Regions from separate parts of the Homo sapiens genome. Here region 1 is linked to region 2. Evidence: chromatin loops called from intact Hi-C (ENCODE). Cell type or tissue: stomach. All regions are shown on one strand. Links, peaks and the distances in the headings refer to the core of each region. The heading gives the core; the rest is flanking DNA.

Region 1 (8,332 bases), core at 109-8,108, 120 kb after region 2:
TGGATAATGGCTCAACTGTCTTTATTGAATAGGCCATTCTTTGTCATATCTTAAATTTTAAATTCTCTTGTACACAAGGGTCCATTTTTTGACACCCTAGTATATTTCATTGGTATCTTTCTCTGTTTTTTTTGAGACGGAGTATCACTCTGTCTTCCAGGCTGGAGTGCAGTGGTGCGATCTCGGCTCAGTGCAACCTCCTCCTCCTGGGTTCAAGCATCAAGCAATTCTCTGCCTCAGCCTCCCAAGTAGCTGGGATTATAGATGCCCACCACCACGCACAGCTAATTTTTGTATTTTTAGTAGAGATGGGGTTTCACCATCTTGGCCAGGCTGGTCTTGAACTCCCGACCTCATAATCCATCTGTCTCAGCCTCCGAAAGTGCTGGGATTACAGGCGTGAGCCACTGCGCCCGGCCTCTTTCTCTTTTGTTGCACCAGAACTTTATTAGAGCTTTATAGTATGTTTTGATACCTTGGTGGACAAATCTTCACTTAGTTTCTTTATTTTTCAAAATTTTTTTGGCTGTTTTCAGACATTTCATTTCCAGACAAATTTTAGAATCAATTCGTTAAGTTACCATAAAAATCCTATTATATTTTAATCCAGATTTCCTTGACTTTGTAGATTAATTAGGGACATTTGTGGATTAATTTTAAAAAGATCACTCTGGTTATAGTTTGAAGAACGAGTTGGAGGGAGGTAAGACAGAAGATGGGGATATCATTGAGTCTGGCATATTTTGTCTTTAAAGGACCCAGATAGTAAGTATTTTCAGCTTTGCAGACTGAATGGTCTCTCTCATCACTATTCTGTCATTACAGCTCAAAAATAGGTATAGCCCATCTGTAAACAAATGGGTATAGCTGTGTTCTAATAAAATTTGATTAAGAAAAATAGTGATGAGCCAAATTGGACTTGCAGACTGTAGTTTTCCAACCCCTGATTTAGGCTCTTGCTGTAATTCAGGCGAGAAATGATACTAGCACAAAATTGGGAAGTGGCAGCAGAAAAAAATGATGAATTTAAGAACAGTTTAGGAAGTGGCATTGAAACAATTTGATTAATGGGACGAGCAGAGTGAGAGAGGAGAAGGGGTCAAGGATAACGCTTAGGTTTCTGGTTTGGACATTAGATAGCTGATGGATCATGAGACAGTGGAAGAGCAGAGTAGGGTTGGGATGTGGGTGAGGATACATGTTTGATCTTGGCCTTTTAAATTTAAGAAGACTGTGGGGTATCAAAAAGAGGATACTCGGTAGGCAGTTGAACATACGTGTCTGGTACTCAAAAGGAGAGTTCTAGACTGGAGCTTTTGGTTTAGAAGTCACCAGCTACTGATGGTAATCAAAGCTATGGGCATGGATGAGATTGTGCAGAGACAGCAGGGAGAGTGAGCAAAGAAGTGACTAAACCCAACTTCCTGAGGAACCAATCTCATTTAAGGAACACACTTAGGAGGATAATTCCTCATAGGAGTCTGAAGAGAAGGGGCCAGAGAGTAGGGAAGAAAAGTGAGAGTGTTATCAAGAAAAGCCAAGAGAGGATTGAGGGGTGAGGGAATGTTTCAAGGGGTCAGATGCTGCTGGGAAGTCAGGTAAGATCAGAACAGAGAAGGATCCATTAGGTTTAACATGAAGAGTTTGTCAATGACCTTAATGAGAAGATTCATAGAGTGGTCAGGACAGAAGTGATTGGAGTGCGTTGAATAGTCAATGGAAGGTGTGCAGGTAGAGCCAGGGAGTGTAGAAGACTCTTATGTTGTCCGGGCGTGGTGGCTCACACCTGTAATCCCAGCACTTTTTGAGGCCGAGGTAGGAGGATCACTTGAGGCCAGGAGTTTGAGCCCAGCCTAGACAACATAGACCCTATCTCTACTAAAAAAGTAAAATTAAAAAGGCCGGGTTCAGTGGCTCACACCTGTAATCCCAGCACTTTGGGAGGCCAAGGGAGTGGATCATGAGGTCAGGAGTTCAAGACCAGCCTGGCCAACATGGCGAAACTCTGTCTCTACTAATACAAAAATAAGCTGGATGTGGTGGTGCATGCCTGTAATCCCAGCTACTCAGGTGGCTGAGGCAGGAGAATTGCTTGAACCTGGGAGGTGGAGGTTGCAGTGAGCCGAGATCGCGCTACTGCACTCCAGCCTGGGCAACAGAGTGAGAATCTGTCTCAAAAAAAAAAAAGAAAATAAAATTAAAAAAAAAAACTTTTATATGTGTGAAGAGTAGCAGAGATGGGGTGGTGGTTAAATGGAAGTGTGGGGTCTATAGGAAACTCTTTTAAAAATAGAAGAATCTAGGCCAGGCTCATACCTGTAATCCCAGGAATTTGGGAGGCCAGTGTGGGTGGGCAACTCACTTGACCAGGAATTTGAGACCACCCTTGACAACACGGCAAAACCCCATCTCTGCAAAAAATACGAAAGTCAGGCAGCTGGGCACAGTGGCTCACGCTTGTAATCCCAGCACTTTGGGAGGCCGAGGCAGGTGGATCATGAGGTCAGGAGTTCGAGACCAGCCTGGCCAACAGAGTGAAACTCCATCTCTACTAAAAATACCAAAATTAGCCGGGCATGGTGGCGCGTGCCTGTAGTCCCAGCTACTCGGGAGGCTGAGGCAGAAGAATCGCTTGAACCCAGGAGGCAGAGGTTGCAGTGAGCCGAGATTGTGCCACTGCACTCCAGCCTGGGCAACAGAGTGAGACTCTGTCTCAAAAAAAGAAAATTAGCCTGGCATGGTGGCTCACACCTGTAATCCCAGCACTTTGGGAGGCCGAGGTGGGCAGATCACGAGGTCAGGAGATCGTGACCATCCTGGCTAACATGGTGAAACCCCGCTTCTACTAAGAATACAAAAAATTAGCCGGGCGTGGTGGTGGGTGCCTGTAGTCCCAGCTACTCGGGAGGCTGAGGCAGGAGAATGGTGTGAACTCGGGAGGCAGAGCTTGCAGTGAGCTGAGATCTCGCCGCTGCACTCCAGCCTGGGCGAGAGAGCAAGACTCCATCTCAAAAAAAAAAAAAAAAAAAATTAAGCATGGTGGTGTGCACCTGTAGTCCCAGCTACTTAGGAGGCTGAGGTGGGAGGATTGCTTGAATCCGGGAGCACCACTGCACTCCAGCCTGGGTGACAGAGCGAGACCCTGTCTCAAACAACAAACAGACCAATAGAAGAGTCTTGAGATGTATAAACACTGATGGGAAAGGGAAGAAAGAGAAAGAGGCTGAAGTAACAGAAGTAAATAGATATGAAAGACCTTTGTGCCCTCTCAAGTGCTGTGCAAAATTAGTAATTTATTCTTCCTTCAGAGTCAAGAGGCTCTTTGGCCCAATGTTATGCGAGTAGAGGGCACTTAGGAGTAGTTGGGGTGTTGAATATTCAGAAGAGCAGAGAGGATTTGAGAGCAGCTGCAGGGTCAGGTGGGGCTAGCCACAAGCATGGTGGCCACACAGAGGGTCTCCTGCCCTGGGGGCCTGTGGTGGTTTAGAGCTTCTACTGTGATAGAATGATTAAGACTTGAATAGGCCAGATCCTGCTGTGTAAAACAGTTCGTCATGTAGAAAGCATTTTTGGGTCTCTGAAGTAGCCGTGCTTTATTGATACAGTTAGCAGAAATCTGCTGAACAGAATTCAGAATTTGAAGACCATAAATTCATTTTGACGAATGGCATCCCTCGGAACATGCATAATTGGGGGTTTCTCTCCCGGCATTTGAGGGTCAGTGTTCAGTGGGGACATCCAGCTCCCCCTGCAGGTTGGTATCCAGCAAGGTTCACTTCTTTGCCAAGCACTCGCTATGGGGACATCAGTTATAAATAAACAAAACGCTCGCCGGAACGTTATGGTCATCCTGCCCAGGCAGGCTCCCAGCTTTCTGATGGATATCAGACACTAGCCCTGGCCTCACAGTATGGTGGTTCTGAACACTGATGGTATTTAAGCCCTCTGTGTTTTGCTCCTGTTCACCCAGGAGTACTAGTGAAAGATGGCTGAACAGAGCAGTGTATTTTGGTGAGAGGGAAATTGCACATGGATGGAAAGTTTGCCAAACCCAGGTGATTGAGCAGACGGCTTTCTTCCTCTCCTTTTTTTTTTTTTTTTTGAGATGGAGTCTTGCTCTGTCATCAGGCTGGAGTGCAGTGGTGCGATCTTGGCTCTCTGCAACCACTGCCTCCTGGGTTCAAGCGATTCTCCTGCCTCAGCCTCCTGAGTAGCTGGGATTACAGGCATGCGCCACCACGCCCGGCTAGTTTTTGTATTTTTAGCAGAGACGGGGTTTCACCATGTTGGCCAGGATGGTCTTGATCTCTTGACCCCGTGATCCACCCTCCTTGGCCTCCCAAAGTTCTGGGATTACAGGCGTGAGCGACTGCACCCGGCCGACAGCTTTCTTCTTAAATCTTTGGAGGCTTCCACTCCTCCAGCAGAGACAGCTGAACTAGATATCCAGTCTTATGATGGTGATGAATAGGTTTTACTAACAGAAATTTATTTTAAGGTAAGATTTTTCCAGAAGGCAACTAGTTAGTAGAATTCATCTGTTCAAAGCAATAAAAACTTCCTGAGGACCTATTGTGTATCAGTTCTTGGGCTGGATGCTAGAGAAACAGATATAAATTCAATACCATCTCTGTCCTCTGGGAACTTACTGTTCAGGTAGAATTTCCCAAAATGTATTTTGGAAATACTGGGTACATGAAATTCCTTGGTCAAGTAAGTTTAAAGGATATTGCTTTGTTTTATCGTCAGTCTTCTTAGAGATTCTCATTGTATACGAGTATATCATGGTTCCGAGAAGTTCTGTGGTAAAGTTCTCGTTATATGTTTAATCCAGTGTTTCTCAAATTTATGTCACACACAAGCTCAGGGTATGTGTGTGACATTTCTTTTTTTTTTTTTTTGAGACAGAGTCTAGCTCTGTCGCCCACACTGGAGTGCAGTGGCGCAATCTCGGCTCACTGCAAGCTCTGCCTCCCGGGTTCACGCCATTCTCCTGCCTCAGCCTCCCTAGTAGCTGGGACTATAGGCACCCGCCACCATGCCCGGCTAATTTTTTGTATTATTAGTAGAGACGGGGTTTCACCGTGTCAGCCAGGATGGTCTTGATCTCTTGACCTCATGATCCTCCCGCCTTGGCCTCCCAAAGTGCTGGGATTACAGGCGTGAGCCACCACACCTGGCCAAATTTTATTTAACTTTAATTAATTTAAATTTAAATAACCATATGGGGCTAGTGACTTGTGTATTGGGTAGGGCAGCTTTGGAAGCTACTTTGAGACATGCTGAGCTAAAGGTGTTTTTATTTATTCATTCTACAAACATCAAGTTTGTGGTGGTCACTGAGTAAAAGCATCCTTGTCCTCAAGGAGCTTCTAATTTAGTGGGGACTGCAGGCACCCGCCGTGTAATGATGAGCCTTAGGTGATTACTTGGAGCACAGAGGAAGGGTTTCAGCTTTGTGGGGGAGGTTGGGGTTGATCAGGGAAGGTGTCCTGGATGGGTCCTAGGGAGTAAGTTCTGGAGAACAAATAAGAGTTTGTACAGTAAAACTTACTCTTTCCTTCTTTCCTTCTTTCCTTCCTTCCTTCCTTCCTTCCCTCTTTCTCTCTCTCTCCCTCCCTTTCTTTTCTTTTGACAGAGTCTCACTCTGTCACCCAGGTTAGAGTGCGGTGGCAAGATTTCGTCTCACTGCAACATCCGTCTCCCAGGCTCAAGCAGCTCTCCTGCCTCAGCCTCCCAAGTAGCTGAGATTACAGGCATAGGCCACCAGGCCCAGCTAATTTTTGTATTTTTAGTAGAGACAGGGTTTCACCATGTTGGCCAGGCTAGTCTTGAACTCCTGACCTCAGGTAATCCTGCCTCAGCCTCCCAAAGTACTGGGATTACAAACGTGAGCCACCACGCCCAGCCACTCCCTGTTTCAAGGTGCAGGTACTACCTGCTCAGTGCAGGAAATGTTTGTTTGTCTCTAGTTCTTACCCATTAAAACCTCTGTTCTTGCCGGAAGCTGTAGGAATACAGTGACATGGCTTCACTCTTGCCCATGCTTCTGCCCACTAGCCGTCAGTTAACCCATGCTTATTGAGGACAGTGAGTAGCAGGCGCTTTTTTTTTTTTTTTTTTTTGAGACAGAGTCTCGCTCTGCTCCCAGTCTGGACTGCAGTGGCACAATCTCGGCTCACTGCAACCTCCAACTCCCTGATTCAAGCGATTCTCCTACCTCAGCCTCCTGAGTAGCTGGGATTATAGGCACGCACCACCACACCCAGCTAATTTTTAATTTTTAGTAGAGACGGGGTTTCACCATGTTGGGCGGGATGGTCTCAAACTCCTCACCTCGTGATCCGCCCGCCTCGGCCTCCCAAAGTTTTGGGATTACAGGCATGAGCCACCATGCTCGGCCTGAAACATGGAGCCTTTGAGCATCCCCAGAATCATCTTCTTGATGGGCTTATGCTGATACCATTTGCAGTAAGTCTGACAGAGGCAGGAACAGGGCAGTGCACAGTGACACTGCCTCTCCTTGCTTGGGTTGAAGAGGGCCTGTGGAAGGGGTTGAGGTTCAGGAGAGCTGCAGCAACTTGAAGCATCAGTGTTTGTTCCTCTCAACTGTGGGAGACTAGTTGTCTAAAGATTATCTTTCTTCCTTCTCTCCAGATGGTGTCCTACTCTTCTGTCCTCACAGCCATCAGTAAGGTATGACCATAGACACTCAGGAGCTAGATTGGGGATGACAGACAAGGCCCCGCCTCCTTGACGGCCCTGATGCTGTGACCCGTGAGGCTGGATAGGCAGCACATGATGCCTCTGGCTGGCATTGCTGGACTTCCATGGGAGGGGGATCCTGGCAAGTAGGGGCTGGTGCTTGGGAGCCAATGTCCAGTGTTGAGGATGCTGAGTCTGGAACCCAGGGTTGGAGGAGAGAGGAGCAGGAGTCCTGAATGCACCGTCTGCCTCATGTGAGACCTGGGGGTGGATGGAGGCATTCCGTAGCATCTCCACTGTCCTTTCCACAGTTTGATGACTTTTCTCGGGACCTGTGTGTCCAGGCATTGCTGGACATCATGGACATGTTTTGTGACCGTCTGAGGTAAGGGCAGGGGTAAGGGGGCTCACAATACAATGTTCCAGCCTTGTCTTTGTGCAGAGGTGCAGCTCCTAGCACACAGACCGAGACCAACTCCGGGTTCCAACGTTTTTTCTCCCCACCTGCCCATCTACACTTACCTGTGCCCTCCTTTTCTTACTCCCTTAGGACAGAGTGCCTCCTCTCTGTCTGGAGTAGCTCATTTGAAATCTTGTCCAGTAGGAGCCAAAGGGGCTAAGCATCTTCCCCAGGACTTTGCTAGCTTCTCAGCCCTAGTCCCTAGTAGGGGAGTGCCAGGGACTCTGGGGAACATTGATGTGGGTCGGATTTCAGCCATTGGAAGAACAGAGTCTGATTTTGCATCCTTCCCTGTAGCTGTCACGGCAAAGCAGAGGAATGCATCGGACTGTGCCGAGCCCTTCTTAGCGCCCTCCACTGGCTGCTGCGCTGCACGGCAGCCTCTGCAGAGCGGCTGCGGGAGGGGCTGGAGGCCGGCACTCCAGCCGCTGGGGAGAAGCAGCTTGCCATGTGCCTTCAGCGCCTGGAGAAAACCCTCAGCAGCACCAAGAACCGGGCCCTGCTGCACATCGCCAAACTAGAGGAGGCCTGTATGTCCCTTGATTCCCCTGAGCCCCACCTGCCGCTGCTCCCATAGCCGGTCCTTTAATTGAGAAGGGAGAGGCAGGATGCCATCCCACCTCTTTCCAGGAGGATCTGAAACCATCCCACTTCCTTTTTTTTCTCCCCATAAGCATTGCACACATCCCAGGGACTTGGGCAGGGTGGCACCCGAGCCAATCAACCAACAGGTATTTACTGAGCATTGTTGTATACCCAGCACTGTGCTAGGTGCTGGGGGTGGGGGGTGGGGGGCTACCAAAGGAGCATGTGGCAGGGTCCCTGCCCTCATCAAGCATAGCTGCTAGTGGGTAGCAAGACTAGTACATCACAGACGAGGAAAAAACTAGAGGACAAGACAAGCACAGTGTCCATTATTGTGTTTGTCTCCATGTTACTCATCGCTTGGAAGCAGATGACTCTTGTATTTGAATGTTACCTAAAATGCCCCTTTTAACACAGTGCCTGTCTGCTGTTGGGCCTGTTGTACCATATGCCTCTTGACTCAAGTTCAGATGTTAAGTTTGGGTACTTTCCAGAGCCTGAGAACAGACAGATCACCTGGCGGGAGGGAAGATGCCAGTATTTCCAGCAATGGGGTCCTAAGGCCATAGTCTTGCTCCTTGA
Region 2 (8,332 bases), core at 80-8,079:
GGAAAATGGTAGCTTTTTTTAATGCCTATGAGTACTGGTTTTCTGCAGCAGAAAATTCCTGCAGCCAGAACATATCCAGAATCACATAATTACAAAAATTTGACCTAAAAAACCTTAAAGGACAACTTGTACAACCATCACATTTCAGAAATGAAAAAAATTAGTCCAAGTGCTCTCTCTCTCTTTTTACTATCTTCTTCCCTCTTTTACCACATCAAGATTGGGTAACACTGTTCATGACACAGAAAGTGCTGGGTCTACACACAAAGGATCATTAGGCCATTAGAAAGGGCCAGGAAATGGACGTGTGGCTAGTTCTAGGTAGGAAAAGGCAGCAGCTAAGGCTCATGATAAGGGAACTGGCTTTAGAATAGGGTTACTCTCCTCTCCTTGTCCTCCCCAGATTTGGACCTAAGGAGGCAGAGCTATGGCTAGGGAGGCCTACGAGAACACAGAGAAATGGGTTCAAGGAAAGGTGGTCTAGTCTTCATTGGTGGGTTACATCTGAAACCTGGTAGATGTATGTACACTGGTCTCTCACTCACCTACTGGGTCTGATACTTGAACTGAACCAGACTGCCCTGTCACTCAAGACCCAGGCTGGCCCCAATAATCTGGTCAAAGAGGCTCAACATGAGATTCCTGAATTCCTGATTGAGAAACTCTCAAACTCTAAGTTTCTGCCATCTCTTCAAATAGAGCTGAGTCAGCCTGATTGGCCCAGACAAGCCAATTAATCCCTCTTCCTCATTTTTCCCTGCTCAGCATCTGGGTATAGTTGACGCTGGAACAAGGGGTTTGAACTACTCAGGTCCACTTCTACGCAAATTTTTTTTCAATAGAAGTTGCAGCAAGTATGCCTGCCTCTCCTTCCACTGCCTCTGTCACCCAAGGCAGCAAGATCAACCCCTCCTCTTCTGAAGTCTACTCAATGCAAAGATGATGAAGACCTTTATGATGATCCACTTCCACTGAATAGTATGTTTCCTTAATAGTGAATGATTTCTTAATAACATTTTCTTTTCTCTAGCTTCATTGTAAGAGTACAGTACATAATACACATAAAATATAAAATACATATTCACTGACTGTTTATGTTATTGGTATGGCTTCCAGTTGACTTAGTAGTTAAGTTTTGGGTGAGTCAAAAGTTATACTTGGAATTCTTACTGCAACAGGGATAGGTGTCCTTTATATTTTATTTATTATTTATTTATTTTGGAGACAGAGTCTTGCTCTGTCGCCCAGGCTGGAGTGCAATGGCGCGATCTCAGCTCACTGCAACCTCCACCTCCTGGGTTCAAGCAATTCTTATGCCTCAGCCTCCTGAGTAGCAGGGACTACAGGCGTATGCCACCACTCCCAGCTATTTTCGTACTTTTAGTAGAGATAAGGTTTCACCATGTTGCCCAGGCTGGTCTCAAAGTCCTGAGCTCAGGCAAGCCGCCCACCTCGGCCTCCTGAGGTGCTGGGATTACAGGCATGAGGCACCACGCCCAGCCCCTTTTAATTAATTAATTAATTAATTTATTTATTTATTTATTTATTTATTTGAGACGGAGTCTCGCTGTTGTCCAGGCTGGAATGTAGTGGTGCAATCTCAGCTCACTGCAAACTCTGCCTCCCAGGTTCACGCCATTCTCCTGCCTCAGCCTCCCGAGTAGCTGGGACTACACGCACCCGCCACCAAACCTGGCTAATTTTTTGTATTTTTAGTAGAGACGGGGTTTCACCATGTTAGCCAGGATGGTCTCGATCTCCTGACCTCGTGATCCACCCGCCTCGGCCTCCCAAAGTGCTGGGATTACAGGCGTGAGCCACCGCGCCCGGCCAACCCCCTTTTATTTTTTTAACAGATGGGGTCTCACTGTATCACTCAGGGTAGAGTGTAGTGGTGTGATCATGGCTTGCTGCAGCCTCAAACTCCCGGGCTCGAGTGATCCTCCTGCCTCAGCCTCCTGAGTAGCTGGGACTGCAGGCACGTGCCATCATGCCCAGCTAATTTTTGTCCTTTTTTTTGTAGAGACAGGGTCTTGCTTTCTTGTCCAGGCTAGTCTCAAACTCTTGGACTCAAGTGATCCTCCTGCCTTGGCCCACTAAAGTGCTCAGATTAGAAGCATGAGTGACTGTACCCAGACAGGATAGGCACTCTTAACTCCCATGTTGTCCAAAGGTCAACTATTTTATTTTTTTAATTTTTTTTTATTGAAACGGAGTCTCACTCTGTCGCCCCAGCTGGAGTGCAGTGGCTGGATCTCGGCTCACTGCAAGCTCCGCCTCCCGGGTTCATGCCATTCTCCTGCCTCAGCCTCCCAAGTAGGTGGGACTACAGGCGCCCGCCACCATGCCCGGCTAATTATTTTTTGTATTTTCAGTAGAGACGGGGTTTCATCGTGTTAGCCAGGATGGTCTCGATCTCCTGACCTCATGATCCGCCTGTCTCGGCCTCCCAAAATGCTGGGATTATAGGCATGAGCCACCGCGCCTGGCCGTTCAAAGGTTAACTATTTTGGCCTTGAGTGTTTTGGGTTAGGACTCTCAGAAAGGTAACAGAATAGAGGGAGACTGTTTGACTATACCCACACTATCAGAATCAAGCCTTTACCTATAGCTTTTTAACAACTGAGCACCATTGATTCTTCCCATTTCCCTTAATTACATGAAGTTTTTCCTCCTCAAGACTAGGATGGGTAGGTGGCAATCATTCAGTTCTTTCCTTGATCCTATGTTCCCTGAAGATTTTCAAGCAGAAATTACAATAACTTGGTGTATGTGACTTTAATTCTCCATCTCCCTACACACACGTACTGATTTAATTCAAATACCTTTAAATAGTATTATCACATGATTAATAAGGAAAGCTTGTTTTATGCTCCACCCTCTGATCTGTGGTAGGATGTCAAATAAGGCAACTTTATTTTAAGTGAAAAACTAATTTTGTTTCCAGGGCAGAACAGATACAAATAGCATAGTACTGAGGAGGCTCCAAATTAGTCAAAGCTTAGTCTAACTGAAGCCAAGGTGCTACCACACGGTCACACTGCTTTGGCAAAGGGATGTCATCAAAACCTTTTTCCAGAAGAGACAAACTCCCCTACATCACCCACCATTTCAGTGTACTCTTTCCAATTCTTACTAGCTCCACCCTGAAGGAACTGTTCCTTTGAAAAATTCTAATACAGAAGTTTTAGCTCATTCTTCTACTTCCCACATATTTCAGACTAAGAGATGGAGTTGGTATCCTTATTCTCAATGTCTCTTTCAGATCTAACTCCTCTAGCCTCATTTTAATAAACCCCGGCTCCTCCGAGGCCACGGGCCTGTCGTTGACAGGAAGACTTTAGCACTGAGGTCAGTCTTCACCTGCACTTCAGCCATCCATTTCCATGGCTGCACTCCAAACCAGTCTTACCTAGAACTGCTATGCTTTATTATAAGTAAAACTGCTCCACTTTTAAAACCTTAAATATAATTAGCTGAGCGTGGTGGCTCATGCCTGTAATCCTAGCCACCCGGGAGGCTGAGGCAGGAGAATCGCCTGAACCCAGGAGACAGAGGTTGCAGTGAGCCAAGATAGCGACACTGCACTCCAGGCTGGGTGACAGAATGAGACTCCATCTCAAAAAAACAAAACAAAACAAAATAAAACCTTACGTATAAACACCCGAGTCATGGACCAAAATCGTCACGTGCAAAAGAATGAAGTTGGCCAGGCGCAGTGGCTCATGCCTGTAATCCCAGCATTTTGGGAGGCCAAGATGGGTAGATCACGAGGTCAGGAGATCGAGATCATCCTGGCTAACACGGTGAAACCCCATCTCTACTAAAAATACAAAAAATCAGCTGGGCGTGGTGGCGGGTGCCTGTAGTCCCAGCTACTCGGGAGGCTGAGGCAGGAGAATGGCATGAACCCGGGAGGCAGAGCTTGCAGTGAACCTAGATAGCGCCACTGCACTCCAGCCTGGGTGAAAGAGCGAGACTCCATCTCAAAAAACAAAAAGAATGAAGTTAGACCCTTACTTTACCCCACATATAAAAACTAACTCAAAATGAATCAAAGACCTAAATTTAAGAGTTGAAACTATAAAACTCTTAGAAGAAAACACAGGAGTAAATACTCATGACTCTCAGTTTGGCAAATGACTCTTAGATACCTAACACCAAAAGCATCTGCAACAAAAGGAAAAACATAAACCAGGCTTCATCAAAACTAAAACCTTTGTCCTTGAAAGAACACTATAAAGAAAGTGAACAATCCACAGAAAGGGAACACATATTTGCAAATCATATCTGATAAGGGACTTACATCTAGAATACAGAATATATAGAGAACTCTTACATCTCAATTAAAAAAAAAAAAATGGCCAAGCGCAGTGGCTCACACCTGTAATCCCAGCACTTTGGGAGGCTGAGGTGGGCAGATCACCTGAGGTCAGGAGTTCAAGACCAGCCTGGCCAACATGGCAAAACCTCGTCTCTACTAAAAATACAAAAATTAGCCGGGCATGGCAGCGCACACCTGTAATCCCAGCTACTTTGGGCAAAGATCAAGTGTGGTGGCTGATGCCTATAGTCTCAACTACTGAGGAGGCTGAGGTGGGAAGACTGCTTGCTTGAGCCCAGGAGTTTGAGACCACTCTGGATAATACAGCAAGACCTTGTCTCTAAAAAAAATAAAAACAATAATTAAAAATTAATTTTTAAAAAATTGCCTAGGTATCTGAATAGTCATTTCTTCAAGGAAGATACACAAATGGCCAATAAGCACCAAAAAAAAAAAAAAAAAAAAACGCTCAGCATCATTAGTCATCAGGGAAATGCAAATCAGAATGAGAAAACATCTCATACCTAATAGGACATCTAGAATCAAATCGGCTCACTGCAACCTCTACCTCCCGGGTTCAAGTGATTCTTATGCCTCAGCCACCTGAATAGCTGGGATTACAGGCGCGTGCCACAGTGGCTGGCTAATTTTTGCATTTTTAGCAGAGACGAGGTTTCGCCATGTTAGCAAGGCTGGTCTGGAACTCCTGATCTCAAGTGATCCGTCTGACTCGGCCTCCCAAAGTGCTGGGATTATAGGCGTGAGCCACCGTGCCCCGCCAAAAAAAAAAAGTTTTAGACAGGTCTATGTTGCCCAAGCTGGTCTCGAACTCCTGGGCCCAAGAAATCCTACTGCCACAGCCTCCTGAGTAGCTGAGAGTACAGGCATGCACCTGGGTAAATAACACAACAAGTGCTGTTAAGGATATAGAGAAACTGGAACCCTCATACACTGCTGCTAGTCACGTAAAATGGTGCAGCACCTTGGAAACAGTATGGCGGTTCTAGTTCCTCAAATGATTACAGAGTTACCACATGACTCAGCAATTCCATTCCTAGGTACATAGTCAAAAAGAAGTGAAAACATATGTCCCCATAAAAACATGTACACTAATGTTTGTAGCAGAATTATTCATAATAACCAAAAGATGGAAATAAGCTATGGAAATAACTCGTGTCTGTTGTTGGGTGAATGGATAAAGAAAATGTGGAACACACGAACAATGGAATCTAATTCTGCCCTAAAAAAAAAATTTTGACATTTGTGACAACAAATGGATGAACCTAGACGGAACTATGCTAAGTAAAATAAGCTAGACACAGAAAGATAACCACCACATGATCTCAAGTCAAACTCATAGAAACAGAGAGTAGGAAGGGGGTTTCTAGGGCTTAAGGGTAGCGAAAATGAGATCGTGGTAAAAGGATATAAAACTTCAGTTATAAGTTCTGGAGACCTAATGTACAGCATGGTAACCATAGTTAATAATAACTTACTGGTTGGGCGTGGTGGCTCACACCTGTAATCCCAGCACTTTGGGAGGCCGAGGTGGGCAGATCATGAGGTCAGGAGTTCGAGACCAGCCTGGGCAACATGGTGAAACCCTGTCTCTACTAAAAATAAAAAAATTAGCCGGGCGTGGTGGTGGGCGCTTGTAATCCCAACTACTCAGGAGGCTGAGGCAGAAGAATTGCTTGAACCTGGGAGGCAGAGACTGCAGTGAGCCGAGATTGTAACACTGCACTCCAGCCTGGGCTACAGAGCAAGACTGTCTAAAATAATAATAATAATAGCGTACTGTATACTTGGTCAGGCATGGTGGCTCATGCCTGTAATCCTAATACTTTGGGAAGCTGAGGCTGGAGGATTGCTTGAAGCTGAGTTCAAGACCAGCCTGGGCAATACAGCGATTCTTTGCCTCTACAAAAAATTTGTTTAAAAATTAGCTGGGCGGCTGGGCATGGTGGCTCACGCCTGTAATCCCAGCACTTTGAGAGGCTGAGTGGGTGGATCACCTGAGGTCGGGAGCTCGAGACCAGCCTGACCAACATGGAGAAACTCCACCTCTACTAAAAATACAAAACTAGCTGGGCTTGGTGGCGCATGACTGTAATCTCAGCTACTTGGGAGGCTTAGGCAGGAGAACCGCTTGAACCCAGGAGGCAGAGGCTGCAGTGAGCTGAGATCATGCCACTGCACTCCAGCCTGGGCAACAAGAGTGAAACTCCGTCTCAAAAAAAAAATAAAAATAAAAACAAATAAATAAATTAGCTGGGCATGGTAGTGCACGCCTGTAGTCCCAGCTATTGAGGAGGCTGAGGTGGGAGGATTGCTTAAGCCCAGGAGTTTGAGGTTGCAGTGAGCTATAACTGCATCACTGAACTCCAGCTTGGGTGACAAAGGTTCTGTCTCTTTTTAAACCATGTAAAATAAAAATAAATAACATATTGTAAACTTGAAATGTGCTGAGAGTAGCTCTTCGGTGTTCTCATCACACACATACAAAAAGGTTAACTAGGTGAGGTGATAGATACGTTAATTAGCTTAACTGTGGTACTCCACAATGTACACATATATCAAGATGCCACACTGTATGTGTTAAATGTATACAATTTTTATTTGTGAGTTATACCTCAATAAAGCTGGGGTGGGGAGGCAGAAAGAAGGAATGAAGTACTGATACATGCTACAAGTCAGATGAAAACATTATACTGAAAGAGGCCAGACACATAAATCTACATATTACATAATTCCATTCATATGAAAGGCCAGAATAGGAAAATCAACAGAGACAGAAAGTAGATTTGCGGTTGCTTGAGGCTACGGGAAGGATGGGAGAACTGGGTTTCTTCCTTCCTTTTTTTTTTTTTTTTTTTTGAGATGAAGGTCTCACTCTGTTACTCAAGCTGGAGTGCAGTGGTATGATCACAGCTCCCTGCAGCCTTGACCTCCTGGGCTCAAACAATTCTCCTGCCTCAGCTTGCCAAGTAGCTGGGACTACAGGTGCACGCCACCACGCCTGGCTAAATTTTTTATTTTTTATAGAGATAAGGTCTTACGGGCCAGGCGTGGTGACTTACGCCTGTAATCCCAGCACTTTGGGAAGCTGAGGTGGGTAGATCACTTGAGACTGGGAGTTTGAGACCAGCCTGGCCAAAATGACAAAATTCCATCTCTACTAAAAATACTAAAAATTAGGCAGGCATATGGCACATACCTGTAACCTCAGCTATCCGGGAGGCTGACGAACGAGAATCACTTGAACCCCAGAGGGTCAAGTTGCAGTGAACCAAGATTGTGCCACTGCACTCCAGACTGGGTGACAGAGCAAGACTCTGTCTCAAAAACAAACACACAAACAAATAAAAAGAGATGAGGTCTCACTATGTTGCCCAGGCTGGTCTCGAACTCCTGGGCCGACCATTCCTCCTGCCTCAGCCTCCTGAGTAGCTGAGTACAGGCACGCACCTGGCTAAATTATGCACTTTATAAATAAATGAACTGTACGTTCTGTGAATTGTATCTCAATAAAGCAGTTTTTTTTCTTTTTTTCTTTTTTGAGAGGGAGTCTCACTCTGTCGCCCAGGCTGGAGTGCAGTGGCGTGATCTCGGCTCACTGCAAGCTCCACCTCCCGGGTTCACACCATTCTCCTGCCTCAGCCTCCCGAGTGGCTGGGACTACAGGTGCCCGCCACCACATCTGGCTAAGTTTTTTGTATTTTTAGTAGAGACGGGGTTTCACCGTGTTAGCCAGGATGATCTCGATCTCCTGACCTCGTGATCTGCCTGCCTTAGCCTCCCAAAGTGCTGGGATAAAGGCATGAGCCTCGGCGCCTTGCCACAATAAAGCAGTTTTTTAAAAAAATGCCTCTTATTCCTAGTTGTTTCCTTACTGTCTCGTCTCTAATTTTTCAATGCATCCATTCCCTTGATGCTTCTAACTTCTGCCTATCAGTCCTTTCTCACATTCACTTTCTTCTCTCTCTAGACTCCATAGCTCATTCATTT

What was found. A loop is a pair of places that touch in the nucleus more often than their neighbours do. Peaks named below come from ENCODE experiments on the same cell type or tissue, not always from the same donor. Only the 100,000 strongest peaks of a DNase experiment are listed, where the experiment ranks them.
Region 1: it touches region 2 in a loop (2.3-fold over the local background); 21 of 110 quality-filtered maps call a loop at or near these places.

The regions. Positions count from the first base shown.
Region 1 is chr17:40,034,480-40,042,811 of GRCh38, reverse strand. MED24 (mediator complex subunit 24) reads left to right here. Exons shown (of 26, transcript NM_014815.4): 4 at 6,658-6,696; 5 at 7,017-7,090; 6 at 7,463-7,695. Among named protein-coding and RNA genes, the nearest start is that of SNORD124, 11 kb to the right of the region's middle. RefSeq lists an enhancer at 6,343-7,210. In stomach, for the core only: CTCF peaks have their summits at 3,542, 3,741 (motif pointing left) and 7,532 (motif pointing left); DNase peaks (open chromatin) are centred at 3,791 and 7,521; H3K27ac peaks cover 1,540 bases.
Region 2 is chr17:40,150,564-40,158,895 of GRCh38, reverse strand. The region is part of intron 3 of CASC3 (CASC3 exon junction complex subunit); the gene reads right to left. Among named protein-coding and RNA genes, the nearest start is that of MIR6866, 7.2 kb to the left of the region's middle. In stomach, for the core only: no CTCF peak of the experiment used is centred there; no DNase peak of the experiment used is centred there.